Regions from separate parts of the Homo sapiens genome. Here regions 1 and 3 are each linked to region 2. The links are chromatin loops, found by intact Hi-C in ENCODE. Cell type or tissue: CD4-positive, alpha-beta T cell. All regions are shown on one strand.

Region 1 (5,000 bases), 81 kb before region 2:
AACAAAACTTAATTTTAAAGTGGGCAAATGACTGAAATAGACATATATACACATACGCACACATACACACAAATGGTCAACAAGCACATGAAAAAATGCTGAACATCATTAGTTATTAGGGAACTACAAATAAAAAGCAAACTTCATACTCACTAGAATAGCTATAATTTAGAAATATGAAAAATAATAAGTGTTTGTAAGGATATAGAGAGATTGGAATTCACTTTTTTTTTTTTTTTGAGATGGAGTCTTGCTCTATTGCCCAGGCTGGAGTACAATGGCACAATTTTGGCTCACTCCAACCTCCATCTCCCCGGTTCAAGCAATTCTCCTGTCTCAGCCTCCCGAATAGCTGGGATTACAGGTGCACGACACCATGCCTGGCTAATTTTTGTATTTTTAGTAGAAATGGGGTTTCACCATGTTGGCCAGGCTGGTCTTGAACATCTGACCTCAAGTGATCCTCCTGTCTCGGCCTCCCAAAGTGCTGGGATTACAGGCGTGAGCCACCATGCCTGGCCTGAAATTGGAACTCTTGTATACTGCTGGTGAAAATGTAAAATAGTGTAGACCCTATAGAAAACAGTATGGCAAGTCCTAAAGAAATCCAAAATGGAATTACTGTATGATCCAGCAATTCCATTTCTGGGTATATATGCCAAACAATTGAAAGCAGAGACTCAAACAGATTATATCCTGGTATTCACAGCAGTGTTATTCCCAACATCAAAAAGCTGGAAACAACTGAAACGTCCATGAACGGATGAATGGATAAACAAAATGTGGTATATACCACAGAATACTCCTTCAAAAGCAAAGAAATTCTAATATTAATACATTCATAACATGGATGAATCCTGAAGACATTATGCTAAGTAGAATACACCACTCACAAAAAATAAATCTTCATGATTCCACTTATATGACATGCCTAGAGCAATCTAATTCATAGAGACAGAAAGTCAAAAGCCAGTTAGCAGCTGAGGGAGGGGGGAGTGGGGAATTATTGTGTAGTGGATCAAAGTGTCATTTTGGGATGATGGATGAGTTCTGGAGATGGATAATGTTGATGGGTGCACAGCAGTGCAAAGGTACCTAATGCACAGAACTGTATGCTTAAACATGGTTAACACCTGTAATCCCAGCACTTTGGGAGGCCAAGGCAAGAGGATCACCTGAGGTCAGGAGTTCGAGACCAGCCTGGCCAACATGGTGAAACCCCATCTCTACTAAAAATACAAAAATTAGCTGGGCGTGGTGGTGGATGCCTGTAATCACAGCTACTTGGGAGGCTGAGGCAAGAGAATCACTTGAACCCGGGAGGCAGAGGTTGCATTGAGACGAGATCGTGCCACTGCACTCCAGCCTGGGCAACAGAGTGAGACTCCATCTCAAAAACAAACAAACACACACACATGGTTAACATGGTAAATGTTATATACATTTTACTACAATAAAAAATATTTGCACACAGAGAAAAAAAGTAAACATTGAGATACCATGTGACACAGAAATCTGCTATGCATATACCCCAGAGACCTGAAAGCAGAAAGTGAAAAAAATACCTGTACACACACATACCCATAACAGCACTGTTCGCAGTACCCAAAAGGTGGAGACAACCCAAATACCCAACAACTGACCAACAGATAAGCAAATTGTGTTGCATCCATACAATAGAATAGGATTCACCCCCAAAGACACAGAGTTACTGATTCATGTTGCAACACGGGTGAACCTTGAAAACATTATGCTCAGTGAAAGAAGCCAGACACAAAAGGTCACATATTGTATGATTCCATTTATATGAAATATCCAGAATAGATAATTCCATGGAGACAGAAAGCAGATTGGTGGTTGCCAGAGGCTGGGAGGAAAGGCCATGAAGGGAAGCTGCTGAATGAGGACAGGGTTTTGTTTTGAAATATGGAGACGTTTCAGAACTAGAGGTGGTGGTTGCGCAACATTGCAGATGCACTAAATGCCACTGAATTGTTCACTGTAAAATGATTTTGTGTTACGTGAATTTCATTTCAATAAATTATTTAAAAATATGTAGCTAGTATCAATAACTGCTTTTTAAGACACTGTATTCGGTGCTGTACTATGTGAGTTAGAGATATCGCCTGTTTTGGTATCAAGATAGTCCTACGAGGTAATAGTATTATAATCCCAATTTTATGCCTGAGGAAGCTGGGGAACAGTGTTGTCCAGGGGTGTTGTGGTCCAGTGGGGGTGGTGGAAATAGACGCAGGATAACTTCCTATGAGAAGGTGAGTGAGCTCAGTGCTGCAGAGAGATTTAATGGGCAAAATAGTAACAGCTGCTGCAATGAATCGAGCAGGCACCAGATGCCGAGTAGTTTCTTTACAAAAATACAGGAGTGCAGTTCACCTCCTTTCCTCCCCACAAACAGCACCCTGGGCCGGGTCTTGGCTAAGAATGAGCTGAGCGCTTCTGAGCAGTCACTTCAAAGCATGGGGTAACCACAGGAAAACCTTGTTGAAAGGATGTGGCTTAGCGAGAGGTCCCACCTTAGTCCTGGTGGGCCACATGGGGCACAGTAGGGGCAGGGGGAAGATGGGGTTAAGAGGGGATTGCTGTAGGAAAAGAAGCCATCAGGAACTTTGAAATCTATTTTCAGTAGTATCCCGAATCTTCTAAACTTTGTTGTCCTGGCTTTTGAGCTTCTGGGAAAGGTGGATACCCACAAGAGCCCCAAGTCATTGTGATGTCAATATGAACTTTAGTTTGATTCTGTAGCAATATAATGAGCTTGAAAGCCAAGCTCTGTTAAGACCAAGACAGAAAGTAAGAATGAAAATGTGTGGAATAGACAGTTTTCTAAAAATCTTTCAACACTGAAGAACAAAGCCTGGAGTCCTGCCATCACAGAGGCCCCTCTGCAGAGCGGAGAATGTGGGGCCCTCCACCTGGAACCACAAGGCCCCCATGTTACCGCCCGACCAGAGGGAAGCCAGGGTGTTGAAGAAAACTCTGGAGTTTTTCTCTTCCAGTCCTGAGAGATGGTGCAAAGGAGAAGGGGAGACAGAATGAGAATGAGGCTTAGATACGAAGCAGGCCCTTGTTCGTCCTCTCTCTTCAGAGCCCCAATCTTGATTTGGGAAATGGAGCTTTAGAAACATCCTGTAAGGAACATGGCTGTAGCTGCAGCCAAGCAGGCATAGGGGTAGCAGGCATAGGCCGAGGTAAACAGCCTGGTTGACTCAGTGGGGTTGGGGTGCAAGCGTGCAGTCCCATGTCTTATATAATCATAGCCAGGTAGACATAACATAGAGAAGCTCCCCACCTGGCTCTTAGCCACTATTGTTTGTGTAGTGTATAAGCGTAACATTGAGCCTGTGAAGGAGCTGCTGAATAAAGTCATGTCTCATTTACCTGCTGTCTCTTGAATGTTCTTCCAGCTCCCTGCCCCACATCCACCCACTCTCCTCGGACCTCAGTTGGAGCTGGACCCCGACCCTAAGCATGACATATTTGCACAGGTCAGGGGACTTCTGGAACATGCAAAAGCCTTCACGTCCACGATTGTGCCCTCCTGAGCCTGGGGCAGGACCAGGTCTCCGTGAACCTGCAGCCAGGCTGCCTGGGGCCTGCAGAGCCTCTGGAGCCTTGGACCATGGCCTGGGTCCTATGGGGGTCCACGGAAGTGCAGAGCCCTGGGTCAGGACAAGGACGTCCCTGAGAACCATGCCTAGAGACAGCAGGCAGTGCTGCCCTGGGGCTCAGTGTAGATGGAATAACTTGAACCTTACAAAGGATTGCTGCTGTGGGGTTGGGGAGACAGCGGGACTGGAAAGAAGGCCTACAGTGCCTATGAGTAGAGAGGGGGTTCCCTAAACTCCAGAGCATGGTGTGGCAGCAGGCCTAGAGCAGGCTGTGAGGGAGAGGGGCACCGTCAAGCGCCAGGAGGGGGAGCAGAGCGCTATGCTGTCAGGGGCCCAGGAGGATTCGACTGCTTTCCCCTTGGACCGTGGAAGGCCATATGTGGCATAGCTGAATTGGGATTTTCTCCTCTTTATTCTAAGTTCCTTCAGTTTTCCCAAACCTAGCAAAATCCATGTTATTATTAATTATTATCAGTGTTAATTTAGTAACACTAAACACTGTTTATTAGTAAAACTAACACCAGCAAAGCCTTTGCGTGCTAGAACTTCTGAGCATTTTCCATGGACTGCCCCATTGGAACCCCATAACCTCACGGACTACCTTTATCACTATTGTCCCTGTTTCACAGATGGAAAAGCTGAGACACAGAGAAGTTCCTTGAGTTGCCTGAGATCACAGAGCAGCAGGGCCAGGACCCGGTCCCAGGAAGTTCCACTGCAGGCCCGGCTCTAACCCTCATCACTGTGGTGGTGGCCTTCAGTTTGAGTTGGGTCAGAATGATCAGGTAGGCGTGTCAGACACAGAGCTTGTCCAGAGGCAGTGGGAGGGGGCTTGGAGTTTGCTTTTTTTTTTTTTTTTTTTTTTGAGACGGAGTCTCGCTTTGTCGCCCAGTCTGGAGTGAAGTGGCACGATCTCGGCTCACTTCAACCTCCGCCTCCCAGGTTCACGCCATTCTCCTGCCTCAGCCTCCCGAGTAGCTGGGATTACAGGTGCCCGCCACCACGCCTGGCTAATTTTTTGTATTTTAGTAGAGACGGGGTTTCACCGTGTTAGCCAGGATAGTCTCGATCTCCTGACTTCGTGATCCGCCCACCTCGGCCTCCCAGAGTGCTGGGATTACAGGCGTGAGCCACCGCGCCCGGCCGGAGTTTGCATCTTTAACAAGTTCCCAGGTGGCGATGATGATGCTGGTCTGAAACCCACACCCTGAAAACCACTTCTGTAAAGACTCCACCCTGATGCCTGCGGAGAGCCTCCACCCTGATGCCAGTGGGACAGGTGCCCAGCACACCCAGGCCAGCCTAGCAGCCAAGGGAGCGGAACTGGTGGCTGGGGAGCCCCCAGCCCTGAGAAGCAGAGGGGCTGGAGAG
Region 2 (5,000 bases):
AAACCCCATCTCTACTAAAAATACAAAAAAAATTAGCCAGGTGTTGTGGTGCGTGCCTGTAATCCCAGCTACTCGGGAGGCTGAGGCAGGAGAAGTGCTTGAACCCAGGAGGTGGAGGTTGCAGTGAGCCGAGATCGCACCATTGCACTCCAGCCTGGCTGACGAGAGCAAAACTCCATCTCAAAAAAAAAAAAAAAAAAAAAAAGAATTAGAGCAAAATACGGGTGCAGTGGCTCACACCTGTAATCCCAGCACTTTGGGAGGCGGGGAGCTTGAGCTCAAGAGTTCATGACCAGCGTGGGCAACATAGTGAGACCTTGTCTCTAATAAAATTTTTAAAACGTTAGCTGGGCATGGCAGTGCATGCCTGTAGTTCCAGCTACTTGGGAGGCTGAGGCAGAAGGATAACTTGAGCCCAGGAGATGGAGGATACTAGGCTATGATTGTGCCACTGCACTCCAACCTGGGCAACAGAGTGAGATCTAGTCTCAAAAAAAAAAAAAAAAAAAAAAGAATTAGGGTAAGATAAAGACATTTTCAGTTAAAAAAAATGAGTGTTTGCCACTAGACATCCTCACTAAGAAAACTTGTAAAAAATATACCTGTATATCAGGCAGAAGGAAGATGATGCCAGATGAAGGTCAGACACACAAAAATGTAAGGATGAAAAACTGGCCAATACTTAGGTCTAAACAAACAAACAAAACAAATTAGACTACATAAAATAATCCCTTCTGCAGTTTATGTATTTTTTTTTAAGGGGCCATGCTAGTCTTCTCTGTATCGTTCCAATTTTAGGTGAATGCAAAAGTAATTGTGGTTTTTGCATTGTTGGAATTTGCTGTTTGATATTGGAATATGTTCTTAAATAAATATGTCATACATCATTTTAACGGGCATTTCTCGCTTTATTTTTTTTGCTAATGACATTACTTGCTGTTTATTTTACGTTTATTTTAGACTATGGAAATGATGTTAGACAAAAAGCAAATTTGAGCAATTTTCTTATTTGAGGTCAAAATGCAGAAGAGACAACTGGCAACATCAACAATTCATTTGGCCCAGAAACTGCTAGGGCACACACAGTGCAGTGGTGGTTCGAGAAGTTTTGCCAATAGATGCCGGCCTTCAGAAGTTGACAGTGATCAATTGAGGGCAGTCATCAAAGCTGATCCTCTTACGCTACAGGAGAAGTTGCCAAAGAACTCAACGTTGGCCATTCAATGGTCGTTTGGCATTTGAAGCAAATTGGAAAGATAAAAAGCTCAATAAGTGGGTGCCCCATGAGCTGAGCGAAAATTTTTAAAAATCATCATTTTGAAGTGTCATCTCTTATTCTACATAACAAGAACAAACCATTTCTCAATTCTATTGTGATGTGTAATGAAAAGTGGATTTTAAGTGCCGGAGCAGTGGCTCATGCCTGTAATCTCAGCACTTTGGGAGGCTGAGGCGGGAGGATAACTTGAGGTCAGGAGTTCAAGACCTGCCTAGCCAACATGACGAAACCCCATCTCTAAAAACATTAGCTGGGTGTGATGGCGGGGCCCTGTAGTCCCAGCTACTTGGGAGGCTGAGGCAGGAAACTGCTTGAACCCGGGAGGCAGAGGTTGCAGTGAGCCGAGATCGCGCCACAGCACTCCAGCCTGAGCGACAGAGCGAGACCCCTCTCCCTGCCTCCCTCGCCCCCCAAAGAAGAAAAAAGAAAGCACAGCCTTCCGTTGAGGCCTCTGGGCGATCCAGTAGGATAGGTCTAGGCGCCGACTGCGTGGGGACCACGCACGACCGTGACAGGCGCAGTCTTGAGGACACTGGCTTTGAGAGCAGCTGAGGGACTGGGCAAAGAAGGGGCTGCAGGTATGGGGGTCAGGCCAGCCCAGGGGAAGTGCGCACGGGTGTGCGGGGGGGTCATTCAGGGCCCTGACGGAGCTAAGGGGAGGATTTAGCCCTGAGTCGGCTCTGGGGTGTGGGGTGGCGGGATGGGGTGCCCTCCCCGGGGCCAGGGCGAGCAGGGTGCGGGGCTCCTGGAGGCTAGCAGGATTAAGGTCGTTTTTAGGATGAGTGAGCTCTGCAGGTTCCCTGCTTTCAACCCGGAAGGAACCTGGGCCCACGTGGGAGTGGGATTGGGGGGTGAGACCCGCAGCCCACGGAAGGGGCGCTGAGACGCGCGGCCGCGAGGGTCAGGGGTGCCCCACGGGAGCGTGCGGCTCATATTATTAGGAAGGTGTCCAGTGCGTCGTGCCCCGGCCGGGCGCCAGGTGGCGGCAGAGGCCGGTGCGGCGCAGCTTCTTCGGCCGCGGGACAGCGGTGCCCCCAGGGTAGGAGGCTGGGGCTGGGCTGGAGCAGAGCCGGAGGGAGGAGTGCGGCCAACAAAAGACCATCCGCGAGCGCCTGAACTTGGGTGTGGAGTTGTATTTTAGGATATGTTAAAAAGTTAGGAATATTAAGTAATTGGCACTTGGCCGGGAGCGGTGGCTCACACGTGTTATCCCAGCACTTCAGGAGGCCGAGGTGGGCGGATCACCTGAGGTTGGGAGTTTGAGAACATCCTGGCCAACATGGCGAAATCCTATCCCTACTAAAAATACAAAAACTTAGCTGGGCATGGTGGTGCGCGCCTGTAGTCCCAGCTACTAGGGAGGCTGAGGCAGGAGACTCCGTCGCAAAAAAAAAAAAAAAAAAAAAAAAAGGCACTTAATCCCAGACTGAAACCCTCTTTTCAGACTCTACATTAAGATCTTAAAGAACTTAGGCCCAGGCAGGCGGGTCACTTGCAGTCAGGAGTTTGAGACCAGCCCGGGCAACATGGCAAAACCTGTCTCTACTAAAAATACCAAAATTAGCCGGGCTTGGTGGTGCGAGCCTGTAATCCCAGCTACTCCGGAGGCTGAGGCAGGAGAATTACATGAACCCGGGAGGCAGAGGTTGCAGGGAGCCGGGATCAGGCCGCTGCATTCCAGCCTGAGCGACAGAGCGAGACTGTCTCAAAAAATAAATAAATAAAATAAAATAAAATAAAGAGCTTAAAGAACTTAAGAAAACACCAAATACTTCAGAGGTACCAGTGGCAATGTAATTAATGAGGATATTCAAGGAAGGTGACATAATTGCCAAGGTAAAAATAATTAAACAATTTCCAAAAGTCTATTTCAGTGAAGGAAACATTTGTCTTTAAGGGAAACATCAATGAAAATTATGTTTATGGCAAAAATGAGCCCTTTCTGCAAGCTTCATTTAGAAAATTGTGGGCATAATTACCATTTTACACAAAATAACTCTGTAGAAAGCTTTTTGAAATAAGCTTCTATTGAAATAAAATGCCAATTAATTACCCATTTAACTTATTAAATGAGAACTATAGGGTGCTAATTTTTAAATATTTTTTAAGTTGCTTTGAAATAATACCTTTTCTTTGAGACTTGAGAACATATATAGCTAATATGAACTGATGAAACAAAGATTTTTAATTACTTCTTTTATTATTTACCTATATATTCTGTATCAGTTAATTTCATTGCTTAAATTATTAATGTCTAATATGCCACTTGAAGCATTCATATTCTGAAAATGATGTAAGTTACACATGTAGGTTGGCCGAAAGTATTATATACTAGGACACAGCGGAGTTTGGGAGTGTCTGCTGCCTGTCCAGGAAGCTGCAGGTTTATGAGTTGTAAATGTAGGAGAATTCAGTTCAGTATAAATAGTTTAGCTTCCTGTTATATTAGGATAGGCAGTTAAGCTTATGTTTTTGCCATAGACAAATTATCATTATCTGTCAGGCCTACAGTTTAGGTTTTGACGTAACTCTTCAAGTACAAATGGAGAATGCATCCCCAGCAGCACTGCAGTCCTCGTTCACACCGAGTTTCGGTACAGTCAGGGGTTTTGAAGTCAGTACCACGGGAGACGCAGACGGAGGATGAATGAAAGGCACAGAAAAATCCTAAGGTAGAAATGGGGGGAACGGAAAAGCAGACAGACACTAGAGGGCGCAGGAGGAAAGTGGGTCGGAGTCCTGGAAGAGGAGGCGGGCTGGGTGAAGGAAGACAGTGAAGAGGGCACTCTGAAAAACCCATCCGAATCTTTCAGTGTAGGTAGGCACCACCCACAGCATGTTGTCATTGCAAACTGGTTCCTTCCATACGTCCCGAAAGGCTCTCCATGGTAGCTTACATCTCTCTATTTGACACTTGATGGCTTTCTTAAGGTATTTAGGTCCATTTACTAAAAATGACTCATCACTTGTTAATTAAATAAGGTTTATACATTTTTTTCATTTTAATTTCAAACATAGGAGATAAAGAAAAAAGGTGCTTGTGGCCAGGCACGGTGGCTCACGCCTGTAATCCCAGCTGAGGGGAGGCCGAGGCGGGAGGATCACCTGAGGTCAGGAGTTTGAGACCAGCCTGGCCAACATGGTGAAACCCTGTCTCTACTAAAAATACAAAAGTTAGCCAGGCGTGGTGGTCCTAATCCCAGCTGCTCGGGAGGCTGAGGTGGGAGAATCTCTTGAGCCTGGGAGGCAGAGGTTGCAGTGAGCCAAGATTGCGCCACTGCACTCTAGCCTGGGCAACAGAGCGAGACTCCATCTCAAAAAGAAAAAAAAAAAAAAGAAAAAAAGAAAAAAGAATAAAAGTGCTTGTTCACCCGTACTTTGTGCATGTCAAGTGATATTGAAAACCAAATCTGTAGGCTGTGCCTGGTGGCTGACGCCTATAATCCCAGCACTTTGGGAGGCCAAGGCGGGCGGATCACCTGAGGTTGGGAGTTCAAGACCAGCCTGACCAACACAGAGAAATCCCATTTCTATTAAAAATACAAAATTAGCCCAGCGTGGTGGTGCATGCCTGTAATCCCAGTTACTCGGGAGGCTGAAGCAGGAGAATCGCTTGAACCCTGGAGGCAGAGGTTGCAATGAGCCAAGATCGCGCCATTGCACTCTAGCCTGGGCATCAGGAGTGAAAAAAAAAAAAAAAAGAAAACCAAATCTGCAGACG
Region 3 (5,000 bases), 900 kb after region 2:
ACCCCTCACCCATGTTTGGGTCTCATTTGTGTCCCAGTAGTTTTTGTGTCAAATGTGGATGGTGCAGCTATTTTAGTCCTTAGATTAAAAGAGAGAGGTATTTTAGCTTTTAATGGAATCATTGAAAGAATAACCTCTGAGGAAGACATTTCAAAACAAATTAAAAATACTACAACTCAGTATAAGAATTTCATTTAGACTTTAAAATTAGCTGAATATATTCTGGCAGAATGATATTTATTTGTGGGACTCCTAACAGTCCTAACATATCTGTAGGGACTTTCAAACACAGGACCAGTAAATGTGATATTCTCTAAGGTTATGAAACATAATAAAAAGATCCAAACACCTAAAAACACCAGCCTGTGCTATTCCTTTTTGCTGTTCTATTTATCATCACCATCATCATCACCATCACAATCATCATCATCCCCATCATCATTTTTGTGCAGCAATTATGAGAAAAAAACCTTATAAATAGAGTTTTCTGTTAACTTATATTGAAGGTGTTAGGTTTTCTAAAAGTTGGATAGACATCCAATGAAGCTAAGAGCTAGGCCATTTGTCCTATACTACCCATCACAGATTTGATCTATCAATCATCAAATATCTTCTAAATGTCTGGGATTATGCTATGTGAAGCCTGAGTGCTCTGGAGAGCTCTCAACTCAGTGAAATTCAATTTCCAATGTACATGTTGAGAATCTACCACATGCAAAAGACTGTCTAGATACCATTGAGAGTACACAAAGCTGCAAAGCCTTCTTCTCAAGAGGAGTTTAATGTTTAAAAGGAGTGATGATATGTAAGCATTGGCCTAAAATTGTATATGACCCTCCAACTGTATATAACATGAAATCACAAGTGTCAGAGGGTCCGCAGCAGAGATTCTGTTTGTTCTTTAAAAAAATCATCAAAAGACATTGTTAAAAAATAAATAGGCAAGAAAAAGACCCAAATAAATTATTTAAGATACAGATATATCTGCCTAATGCTTGAAAGTTGAGCAACACACTTTGGGGAAAAATATAGTTTCGGTTATAAAAGACTAGAACTTCACTCTCTGATTTTGTGATTTCATTACAGAAATGGGCAAGTTCTTACAAAATTTAACATTGCCATTCTCACTAAATATTTTAAACATATTTAGTAACTTCTATTTTAATATCTTACATACTTGGTGAAGATTACTTGAGTATGAAGGCATCATTAGCCAGACAAATGATCAGAGCAAGGCTGCTGTATTTGTCTGTTCTCACATTCCCATAAGAAAATATCTGAGACTGGGCAATCTGCAAAGAAAAGAGGTTTAATTGCCTCTCACTTCTGCATGGCTGGTGAGTTCTTAGGAAACTTACTATCATGGCGGAAGGGGCCTCTTCACCTAGTGGCAGGAGAGAGAATGAGTGCCAGCAGGGGAAATGCCAGACACTTATAAAACCATCAGATCTCATGACAACTTACTTACTGTCATGAGAACAGCATGGGGGAAACTGCCCCCATGATTCAATTACCTCCCACTGCATCCCTTCTATGACATGTGGGGTTTATGGGGATTATAATTTAAGATGAGATTTGGGTGGGGACACAACCAAACACAGCAGCTGCCTATCTGCATCCCTTGAACCTATTCTGCCCATATTTCTGTTATTTTTTCCCCAAGTTTCATATAACATATCAACAGGATCACTTCCTAAGTCCCTCAGCAGAAAAAGTGGATTTGAAAACTGACTCTGGTGTGTACTTCTGTATACAAGTCAAATTGCTTACTTTGATAGACAATACGATTTCCTGCAGACACTAATGGTAAAAATTGTAAACTAAGGATGTAAGCAGGTTTTAATCCTTTAAATTTATTCTCAGATAATGGAAATTGAACAAATAACAATTAATCATGTAGTTTGATTGCTGCTTGTCTGTAACTTATTGTTACTCAAGTTCATATTTTACAAACTGTAGTGTAAACAACATCGAACCTTTCTTGAAAAGCAGCTTCAGCTCAGATCTCATCTCAAACATCAAGAGCCTTGACTCCAAAATGGTGTGAATTGGCTGCCATCTGCTGGACCGGGACACGTAAAGGTGAATTCTAGGTTTTATTTAGCGTCCAGGAAAATCAAATCCCAGTCTCAAACAATATAGTCTTAATTAATTTCTCTGAGAATGTCAACATTTACATATATTAAAGATTGAACTTAATTACAATTGCAATTTATTGATTGAGAAGGCACTTCACTATCTTCCAATGCATTCAAGATCATTACAAAATCCTGTTATAAATCAGGGTGGAACATATCACAAGAAAATGACATATGAAATAATTTATATAAGGACTTTTAATATAAAATATCTTTAATACAAAGTATTGTATGTTTTGAGTGCATAATATATTTTAAAAGCCATTGTTAAATATTGTAAAGCATAAAAATACTCATCAGACGCAACAATCCATTTCTTTGTTGCATAGAAAAGAGGACTCTGAGGGAGTCAAGGTAAATCCAGGTAAACCCCAAGACAGTGCCACTGAGAAGGTGCCTTAAGTCAACAGCACAGATGTCATCTCTAAGGAGTGTGTGGGCCGGGGTTCGTGAGGACAATGGTCTTCAGCCTTGACACACGTGGATGTGTGGCTGGAGACCCCAAGTGGAATGGGTGGATTCCAGTGGTACACATCATAAGAAAAATCGTGGAGACTGAGGAGTTAGGAAATAAGTAGAGGGTTAGGTTAGCTGAAACACTGAGTGTGAACAGGGAGGTTGTTGGGAATAAAATGGGAGAGGTAGGTTGGGGCAGGTGCACGGAGGGGCTTGTAAATCACCACCAAGAGTTCAGGCTGCTGGAAGCTTCCAAGGTAAAGCTGGGATTCACTTAGACAAAAGGCAACTGAGTTGACAAACTGAACATCCTTGTTTGTAGAGAACATTTGTGCTACTTATTCAGCAGTTTCCATGACCCAGGCCATATTCTAACTGCAAGAACACAGAGAAATAAGAAGCATCTCCTGCCCTCCAAGGCCTCCATTCTCAGAGCAGAGGCTTCTCGGTCAATGGCTCTGATGCATACACTGTGGCAGAGCAGAAATGTGGACTCTGGAAACTACTGCAGGAACATGAGAAAGAAGCACCTGCCTCTGTCTGGAGATGTTGACCAAACTCCATATGACAGGTGCATCAGTCTAGGTGGGAAACGTAAGCAGAAGTGTTGCAAGCATAGAGGCCAGGGAAAGGCACCCTTGTGGCTCCAGATTTTGTAATGTCACGGAGTCCTAGGTGTGTGGCTCAAGCCCAGGAACAAGTCCAGTGGAGTGGACGCCTGAGGGACTGCCATTAAATACACTCAATGTGTGTCAAAAAGTCTTGGGAGTAACACAGAGATGGTCCACCACTTTGACACTTAAAACTGCGTATGAGTTAGGGAGGTACAGTTTAAAAATGCTGCTGGAGAGACAACCTGGGTTTAATTTAGAACTCTTCAGCACACAGATGGCAATGAAGCCATCCAAGAGGTGAAATTGCATGTGTAAAAAATGCATTGCAGAGAAAGCAGCCCTGACTGCCATTTACTGGGAGTGGGTCAGGCATTGAGGGCCGAGGCACTCTCTTGTTACCATAGAGAGTTTCACAGACACCGCATCAGGCAAGGCCACTCTGTGATGAGCATAGGAAAGATGAGCTTGAGAACACTGGCCAGGCCATGCAGATGGCCCCATGCCCTCCTTCCTGGGCTCGTCTACACACTGTGGCTTCTTTAACACCTTGGCCCGTTCACGCTCTCTACTCTGTAAATGAAATCATAGAGAGAACAATCATAGTTTTCCCAGCTATTGACAGTGCCCAGTCTGGAGCAAACCCATTCTTCCTTGAACCCTACCCCAAATACCCTAATATGACCCCAAGTCCTCTAATAATCCCTATTTCTTCCTCTTACCAAGACACCCTGTGCCCCTCCGGGTGTGCTCTTGTTGTTGCAGTGAACCAGTAACTCACCTTTACCTAAGACAGGGCCACGGGGAGGAGGACGGAGAAGTTGCCACAGGTGGAAAGAATTCAGCAGTGTGGGTTCTTTCCCCTAGGACAGAGCTTCTCAGACTACAGGTAATCTTCAGTGTTGAAATTATATTTGTTTAGGGAAATATAAGATGAATTTGGAGCAGGCGGGGACCAGATCATGAAAGGTATCTTATTTAATGCCATGATATTTTGATTGTATGAGAGGTTTGGAGAGTGAGGAGGTATTGCAGCGTCTTATCTAGGGAGGTGGCATGGTCACTTTAGAGACCCTCTTCTGGAAGCACCTACATGTGCATCAAGGTCACCCAAAGATATTTTAAAAAATGCAGAAGTTGATCCAGTGGAGCTGAGATCCTGTGTTTCACAAAGTTCCAGGTGGGGCTAGGATGGTGGTTCTTGAGGGGTGGTTTCTGCATCAGCAATGTCAGCATCACCTGGAAATTTGTAGGAGTTGCAGATTATCACCTGACACCAGACCACACTGAATGAGAAAGTTGGGACCTGGGATCCTGCAATTGCCTTAAAAAAAAATTAATAGCAAGTTGTGACAGTTAATTGTATGTGTCAATTTGACTTGAGTAGATGGTAAAACGTTATTTCTAGGTGTGTCTGTGAGGGTGTTTCCTACTAAGTTAGCATTTGAATTGCTAGACTGAGTGGAGAAGTTTCACCCTCACCCATGTGGGAGGCAGCATGCAATTTGCTGAGCACCCAGATAGAACAAAAAGCAGAGGAAGGGCAAATTTCCTTTCCTTTCTTGAACTGGGACCACCATCTTCTCCTGCCCTTAAACACTGAATTCCTGGTTCTCAGGCCTTCAGACTCAGTAACATGCAAACCCACAACACCGCCTGTCTGGAGTCCTTTGGACTCATGTGAATGATACATTGGCTTTCCTGGGTCTTATGCTTACTGATGGCAGATGGTGGCATGTCTCAGCCTCCATGATCACATGAGTCGATTCCCATCATCTCCTTCCCTATGGATCCT

The links. Hi-C counts contacts between places; a loop is a spot of excess contacts. Peaks named below come from ENCODE experiments on the same cell type or tissue, not always from the same donor. Only the 100,000 strongest peaks of a DNase experiment are listed, where the experiment ranks them.
Region 1: a loop joins it to region 2, with 4 times the contacts of the local background. A loop is called at or near these places in 3 of 110 quality-filtered maps.
Region 3: a loop joins it to region 2, with 9 times the contacts of the local background. A loop is called at or near these places in 11 of 110 quality-filtered maps.

Annotation. Positions count from the first base shown.
Region 1 is chr18:76,718,945-76,723,944 of GRCh38, forward strand. LOC105372213 (a long non-coding RNA gene) reads left to right here and starts at 3,420. Exons shown (of 3, transcript XR_935658.2): 1 at 3,420-3,506; 2 at 4,259-4,414. RefSeq lists an enhancer at 2,294-2,463. In CD4-positive, alpha-beta T cell, no CTCF peak of the experiment used is centred here; a DNase peak (open chromatin) is centred at 2,457; H3K4me3 peaks cover 786 bases.
Region 2 is chr18:76,799,947-76,804,946 of GRCh38, forward strand. The region is part of intron 2 of ZNF236-DT (ZNF236 divergent transcript); the gene reads right to left. It also overlaps the pseudogene RNU6-346P. Among named protein-coding and RNA genes, the nearest start is that of ZNF236-DT, 20 kb to the right of the region's middle. RefSeq lists a silencer at 2,330-2,379. In CD4-positive, alpha-beta T cell, CTCF peaks have their summits at 2,263 (motif pointing right), 2,467, 3,955 (motif pointing right) and 4,160; DNase peaks (open chromatin) are centred at 2,255 and 3,995.
Region 3 is chr18:77,700,804-77,705,803 of GRCh38, forward strand. No RefSeq gene overlaps it. Among named protein-coding and RNA genes, the nearest start is that of LINC01029, 290 kb to the right of the region's middle. In CD4-positive, alpha-beta T cell, no CTCF peak of the experiment used is centred here; a DNase peak (open chromatin) is centred at 2,038.